Regions from separate parts of the Homo sapiens genome. Here all the other regions are linked to region 3. The links are chromatin loops, found by intact Hi-C in ENCODE. Cell type or tissue: natural killer cell. All regions are shown on one strand.

What was found. Hi-C counts contacts between places; a loop is a spot of excess contacts. Peaks named below come from ENCODE experiments on the same cell type or tissue, not always from the same donor. Only the 100,000 strongest peaks of a DNase experiment are listed, where the experiment ranks them.
Region 1: a loop joins it to region 3, with 4 times the contacts of the local background. A loop is called at or near these places in 7 of 110 quality-filtered maps.
Region 2: a loop joins it to region 3, with 5 times the contacts of the local background. A loop is called at or near these places in 6 of 110 quality-filtered maps.

The regions. Positions count from the first base shown.
Region 1 is chr2:159,273,722-159,276,221 of GRCh38, reverse strand. WDSUB1 (WD repeat, sterile alpha motif and U-box domain containing 1) reads left to right here. Exons shown (of 11, transcript NM_001128212.3): 4 at 584-676. Among named protein-coding and RNA genes, the nearest start is that of WDSUB1, 12 kb to the left of the region's middle. In natural killer cell, no CTCF peak of the experiment used is centred here; no DNase peak of the experiment used is centred here.
Region 2 is chr2:159,200,483-159,202,982 of GRCh38, reverse strand. All of the region lies in intron 19 of TANC1 (tetratricopeptide repeat, ankyrin repeat and coiled-coil containing 1), which reads right to left. Among named protein-coding and RNA genes, the nearest start is that of MIR6888, 15 kb to the right of the region's middle. RefSeq lists an enhancer at 1,326-1,375. In natural killer cell, no CTCF peak of the experiment used is centred here; DNase peaks (open chromatin) are centred at 1,112 and 1,472; H3K27ac peaks cover 817 bases.
Region 3 is chr2:159,144,450-159,146,949 of GRCh38, reverse strand. The region is part of intron 5 of TANC1 (tetratricopeptide repeat, ankyrin repeat and coiled-coil containing 1); the gene reads right to left. Among named protein-coding and RNA genes, the nearest start is that of MIR6888, 41 kb to the left of the region's middle. RefSeq lists an enhancer at 1-179. In natural killer cell, no CTCF peak of the experiment used is centred here; DNase peaks (open chromatin) are centred at 1,549 and 1,959; H3K4me3 peaks cover 473 bases; H3K27ac peaks cover 1,374 bases.

The DNA of each region.
Region 1 (2,500 bases), 130 kb before region 3:
GGTGTGGTGGCACATGCCTGTAATCTCAGCTACTTGGGAGGCTGAGGCAGGAGAATTGCTTGAACCTGGGAGGTGGAGGTTGCGGTGAGCTGCCAAGATCGCACCACTGCACTCCAGCCTGGGCATCAGAGCGAGACTCCATCTCAAAAAAAAAAAAAGGAAGAAATTGCTATGACCTTAAAAAAAGGTTAGGAATGATTAAACATTTAACACTCTCAAAGTAACTGACTTTTCTTCCTGATTTTTCCTATCAGTGCTAGCCTCATAGACTCTCAAATTGAGTTAGAGGAGGATGCTCTATTGAGTGGCTCAATATTGGTCCTTGCAGCCTTGAGTTCTATTCTTTGAGGAAGGAAAATGAAAGGTATTTTTTTGTAGCAACTTGAGGACTAATAATCCCACATAGTACCTTGTTTAAAAGAAATTCTTTAATCAGCATTTTGTTAAATGATATAAGTTAACTAATAACTTGTGAACATGGTTTAAATGAGTAGAATTAATAGATCTTAGTATAAGAAATGGGAATTTTGGGGGGGTTTCAGTGTTTTACAAATTCTCTGTATTTATTTTTAATAAATTTTAGATGGAGAACAAGGTCTTCAGTTTTTTCGACTGGCATCATGTGGTCAGGATTGCCAAGTCAAAATTTGGATTGTTTCTTTTACCCATATCTTAGGTATGTATGCCAAATAGTGCTTCTCTAAAATTATTTGTGGTCTGGATAAAATTTCTATTTAATCTTTTTACTTAAGGTACCTTGAGTATCTAAAAGTAAGTATTAAAATATGGTTTAAGAAACTTTTAGTCAAAATAATACACATGATTTAAAAATCAGATGCTCATTGATGATCATGACCTCACCCATTCTACTGCCATGCACATTTCTGCTCACCAGAGGTGACCACTTTGCACTTGATTTCAACTCCTTTGTGGTTTTCACAGTTTCTGTAAACACTGTTTATACCACTACATTTTTTTATTTATTCACTGTAGGTACTGCTTTTTGTTAGTGTGTGGGTCTTTTCCCATCCATTGTACTATTCCATCAGGTGACCCTTTCAGTCAGGAAGCTTATTTTGTACAGTTTTGGAATAAACTATTCCGTTATGTTATTTCTTTAATTCATCTCTCTTTTTACAACTTCCATTAATTGAATGTTGGGCCTCCTGAATTGATTCTCTTTTTTTATCCCCCACATTTCTCTCTCTTTTCTTGTACTTTAGGGGAAAATTTCTCTGCTTTTTGTCTTAACCTTTTTTTGAATGTTTTATCGCATTAATCATATTTTCAGATTCTAAAAGCTCACCATCTTCTTTGTTTTCTTTTCATAGTGTCCTTTATAAATGTAAGATCTCAAAACTCTCAGGATGTCATTTAGGAGTTTTTGCTTTAAGTTCCCTTCTGTTTTCTGATCTTTGTTTGCAGTTGAGTCCCCTTTTTGCTTAGTACTCTGTTTGCATTTAAGAATTAGACAATGTTTAGAAGCTCTGTGCACAGAAGTGGTTCGTTATTGCTGGCTTCCCTCTAGGATGAGGAGGTGGGTAGTTGGCCCTTCTGGGTGAAGGACTGGGGACTTAGGGAGTAGACACTCTGTCACCCTAGAGCTTCCCAGGCAGTTGTATTTTTTGAAAGGTTTCGCCAGGGATAAATGCTTGGCTTTTGTGCAGCATACTAAGGGTGAAGTTGGGGAGAGATTGGAGGTAGACACTGAATGGTCTGTATACAGTCAGTCAGTTCATTTTTCTCTTTTCAGGTCTATGTCTGTGTCATTCTAATTTTCCTTTTTCCTGGCTATTGATATTCTGGAACCTTGAGGTATTTTCTTCCTACCCTCTCCATCTCCTCTCTCAGGTCTTGCCCTGGCTAATTTTTAAATTTTTTATAGAGACAGTGTCTCAGTTTGTTTCTCAGGATGGTCTTGAACTCCGGGCCTCAAATGATCCTCCCACCTTGGCCTCTCAAAATGCTGGGATTACAGGCGTGGGCCACTGCGCTTGGCCAGTCTTGGGGTGTTTTCTAGGGCAGAATAACTTTCTTGGCTGTACCCCTGTCTCTTTGTATGCTGGGCTGTTATTCTTTTATACTTCTTCATTACTTAATGTGCTTTCTGCCTCCCCAAAGTTGATTCAGTTTCTGGTTTGCTGATGCCCCTCTTCCCACTCTCTTTACCAGTGTACATTTCTGTTTTTATTAATTCCTTCCTTGACATTTTCATGGGGAATCTGAAATTTTGTGGTCATCTTGATTGATTCAGGAGCCTCAGAATATTATTATTTGTTACCTAGTAAGCTTCAGTTAAATGACAAACTGTATTTTTGTTGTTCATAATTATCCTAGTTTATAGTGTATAGAGAAGAACCTTTTATCGGGAAATAAATATGTTCCTTTAGTAATTGTTCAAAAGTAAAGCCTTTCATGTTTACTGGAAAATATGTTGACACTGACTTTTTAACAAAAACATACATGACAGTTTATAAACGTGCAGTTAAAAACTTTTCAT
Region 2 (2,500 bases), 56 kb before region 3:
CAAACACAGTCCTTCTGCCAATCCACAGCAGCATGAGGTCACCAGCTAAGCATCTCTGGTCATTTCGGCTTGGGCTGATTCACAGCAAACACTGACATGGAGATAGTAACTCAGTGTAGCCAGAACTTTCTGGGAGGCAGCATGGAGTTGTCACAGCTGTGGAATGCCTGAAACAGATGCCATAAGCATCTGGTGGGTTCTCACCATGTTTCAGGCTGCCGAGAAACTACGGAACAGACACTGACTGAGTCTGTGAATATCACCGAGCCAAGAGCCTTGGCATCCTGAGGGTGGTACTGTTAGATGCAGGCATTCATCATCTGCTCTGAGCTTTCTTCTGATGAATGGATCATACTACTTATTCTCCACTAGGGCCTTTTGTTTGAGGGTGGGGAGGATGCATGGGGAGAGGGAGAGCTTGAGAGCTACTGGAACGACAGAACTGAGTTCTGAATGGCTGGTCCCTAAACATTGGACAGACAAAAACCAAATGGTCCTGGATGCTGGTGAAAACAGAAACTTAAACAAGTTAAGCCCTCTGCTCTCCAAAACCAGTAGAGACAGTCTGCAAGTTTTCTAAAGGCTGTGGGTTGATTGCAATAAACCCCTAAACCCTAAACTAAATACTGTTCCCATTTTTTATGAACGTCTTAAAATTCTATTGTACATTTTCTTGTCTCCTTCAACCTAACACAGGAGCCACCTACTTCTGTGATGACATTCATTGACTCAGGGTCACCAGCAGTCAGATGTGCAGGGCTCTAAGGGTGGAGGGCTGCTGCTGTGCCCAGTGCCACCACACTGACGGCCTGAGTGAGGGGGACCTCCACGGGGCTGCTGTTCCCTGGCTGGTGGCCGTCATTCTTAACCAAGAACCCAATGCTTCCAATCAGCAACAGGCACGACAACCACACTTCTGCCATGTGGAATAGATTCACTGAATTGCAAGGCTCTCCTAGCAGAAAACTGGAGGAAGAATTTGTGCGTGAATTTAAGCTCCTGCGCCACTGGCTCTGGCAATGGCAGAGAAGAGATGGGCAGGTAGCTGTCCTCCTAACGGGGGTATCCCTGCAGGAAAACCACAGGCTGTTCAAAGGCAGGCAGGTGAGTCAAAACAGACGAGGAAGCTCTGCCTTGTCACCTCATCAGCTAGCATTTTAAAGCCAAGCTGTTCACAGCTAAATCTATGCTGGACAGACTTGTGTAAACATACTTAAGGTTTCAAAATAAATAATGAACTGTTATCCACACAAAGCTTCCAGTTTTTCTGCCACCTTCCCATATCCCAGATAAGTATTACTCTTGGGATCCTATCCTTGTGCTGTGGCTAGGGACAGATACAGTCCATCCTAGAGTGTTTTGGACACAAAACACCATTGACTACACCCAGGAATGAGGACCAAACGAGAACAGGATGCAAAACCACTACTTTCCCTTCTGTGGGTCCCTATAGCAACGAGCAACAATGCACACAGCAGTACAGCCACACAGGCTGGGGAATCCCGGGGCCCATGGCTTGAAGTTGAGCCTTGGTGAGAACCAGGACTGTGAGCTGACCCATTCACTCTCAAGGCCTTCAGTTCTCTGTACGATGCCTCATCTGCCTTCATTCCCACATTTAGGGTCGGTAACAGACCCCACGTGGCCAAATCCCAAAACACGGGATGTCACATTCCAGAGCATGCAGTATACATTTGTGTAAGGACCTATATTTGCAGATGTTCTCTCAGCTGAAACCCCCTGCAAGATTTCAGGGTATTCCTCTGACAAATGCAGGCCTGGAAAGTAGGAAGGCTTGGGGCAGTAGACGATAGTGGTTGTCTTTGAAGGGGCACAAGAGAAAGGTACCAGACAGAAAAATGCAGAGAAGGCAAGGTGGATTTTGTTGACATGCAGTCCACAGAAAGCCACTGTGGCTAAGCCTGAAAAACAGCACTTAGCTTGCCTCTTCTTGCTTTAAATTTTAACAAACGTCTCAAGTAAACTCTTGCCTGATGAAATTCACCCTGATGCCTGGTGAGGAAGAGTGTGAACTGCTTCCCAGGTTGCAAAGTGGTCTGAAGGTTACTCATGAGGCTTTGGAAGGGAGGGGCCAAGTTACTGTTTACCTTTTCATTAAGACCCAAGGGACAACTACAAGGAGATGAATTCTGCCAACAGCTGAGAGCTTGGAAGTGGGTCTTTCCCCAGTGGAGTCTCTGACGAGAACACAGCCCCAGCCAATACCCAATTAGGAGCCTGGTAAGATCCTGAAGTAGAGAATCCAGCCAAACTGTGCCAAGAATTCTGATCTAGATAAAGACTGGTGGGAAGTCTGTTGTTTCTCATGTGTGTCTTTAGCCATCAACTGATTGGCAGATTCTCAAGCAGGATGATAATGCAATTCAGGACTGGTCATTGAGAGAAGAGAGCTCAAACAAAGCCTTCAAAGTCAGCCCTTCTCTGGAATTTTCTTCCAAATAAAAAAGTCATCTTGAATATTAAAATGTTAGAAATTCTC
Region 3 (2,500 bases):
TCATTTTTTTTTTTTAATCCAAAAACAACTTACCATCCAACCCATTTCAGATAAGTTGGGGAGCAGTGGCGATTCCAGCTTTAATGGTTGAGTTGAAAAGGGACACCTAAGCCGGGTGCGGTGGCTCACGCCTGTAATCCCAGCACTTTGGGAGGCCGAGGCGGGTGGATCATCTGAGGTCAGAAGTTTGAGAGCAGCCTGGCCAACATGGTGAAACCCCATCTCTATTAAAAATACAAAAATTAGCTGGGCGTAGTGGCAGATGCCTGTAATCCCAGCTACTCGGGAGGCTGAGGCAGGGGAATCACTTGAATCCGGGAGGCAGAGGTTGCAGTGAGCCGAGATTGTGCCACTGCACTCCAGCCTTGGCAACAGAGCAACATTCTGTCTCCAAAAAAAAAAAAAAAAAAAAAGGAAAAGGGACACCCAAATTCATGATCAACTGTTCTCTTAACTGCACAACCTGGACTTTGCTGCTACCCAAGTTCTAAACCCTTACCCGGGGTTGGGATGAATGGACAGACGTTATTTTATTTACTTCATGTTTATATCCATTAAGGCACTGCAACTGTATTCTTCCAAAGGCTTCCCACCTGTCTTTTCATATTATTCTGTCTTCTAAAATGTCATCCCAGTGATCATCCCCTTAAAAGGTCCCCTTCAGTCTGAATTCCTTAATCCAATGAAGCTGTCTGAATCTCTCCCTTCCCTAATGCACAGAGCCCTCTCTCACTGAACTTCTCACTCTGGCAGAAGGACCGCCTGGGAGAAGTGTCACTGAGCCATCTTGGGAGTGATGAGTTGCTTAGGAACTCACATGGACACGCTGTGAAATGGAAATACATGTCTACTTGCATAGCTGTTCACTAAATACTGAGATCTGAACAGCCAGATGGTTTTAGGCTAGTTACTACAAAAGCACCTCCAAGTCAAATTCAAACAGACCACTCTAAATAGCAAGTCTATTTTCATTCATGTAGTTAATATTAAATCGCTGATCAATAATGGGTGTACATTACCCAATACCAGTGGGATGAGGGCTGGAGAGAAGACTTCACTTTTCATTTCACAGATTTAAATATCTGACGGCTGTATGATGGCTTTATTTGGAGATGAGAGAATGCCCTGGGAATCCATTAGGCAAGTGGAGAACAATACTCCCCCCAGCAGCACATTCATGGAACCCTCAGTATTACATAGCGTGAAAGGCTGACTGCATGGAGAAAGGTAAAGGGAAGTTCTTGAATCACTTCTGACTGCCTCTATTCAGCTTCTCACCCCCTTGTGGACCACATATGGGGGCACAAATGCTAAGGAGCAGTCCACAAACTGACCAGCTCCCGACTGCCATCATAACTTTAAACCATCAGTGCCCTCTACAACCATCTTCTCATCTTCCGCCACTGTCTGGGAATCCAGGGTGTTCTCAGTGCTAACCACCATCCAGATCCTTTTGGGTACTGAACCTCTCTCAACTGCACTTTCTTAGTGAGGGAAGTGGCCATACCCACCTCCTACAGGTTGTGAGGCTCAAAACCAATGTGTGTGAGAAACAGCTTATAAACCACAAGATGCTATAGAATTGGTCATTCTCTCTACCAACTTTAACACCAAGAGCCCGCACTTCCTTGCGATTATTTTCTGGTTTCACAAGTTCATATCTATTTTCAAGTGTGCTTGTATGTCTTACATAACTTTCTGTTCATAATTTTTCTGCCTCAAATAGGTTTTTGTAAACTCACTATTCCATGACAACAAACCCCCTTCCTTTTTCTGCTTACCAAACCATCCCAATTTGGCCTGCACCTTACTGCTTTCATTTTCCATTCCAATCATTCTCTCTTGTTTAAAGCCAGGGGAGGAGCGCAGGTCCCTAGTGATCACCAAGTATTATCACTCCATAGAGAAGTCTTTCCTCCATTCTCGTCCTCCTCAGACTCTAAAGAACACTGAGTATTGCTGACGACATTCGTCAGTTCACTATCATGTGACCTATCACCATGTGACCTCGAAGTTGACTTAATACCAAGTGTCCAAGATAGCACTTGTGAATCTAGTCTGCTAAATGAGACAGGCCCTTGGTTTGACATTAATCCTCTGCCTCTATCTATCCATGACCTGCTTCTCACTTATCCTCTTGCCTTCCATGACTCCTACTTACAAGTATTTTCCCTGTTTCTGTCTGCTCCTTCTCAGCCATTACCATTCCCTCCCTCCTTAGAGTTCCAAAAACAGTATTTAAAAAGGAACATTGGCCGGATGCGGTGGCTTACACCTGTAATCCCAGCACTTTCGGAGGCCGAGGCAGATGGATCACCTGAGTGATCAGATGTTCGAGTGGATCAGGAGTTCGAGAGCAGCCTGGCCAACATGGTGAAACCCTGTCTCTACTAAAAATACAAAAAAACTAACTGGGCATGGTAGCACGTGCCTGTAATCCCAGCTACTCCAGAGGTTGAGGCAGGAGAATCACCTGAACCCAGGAGGCGGAGGTCACAGT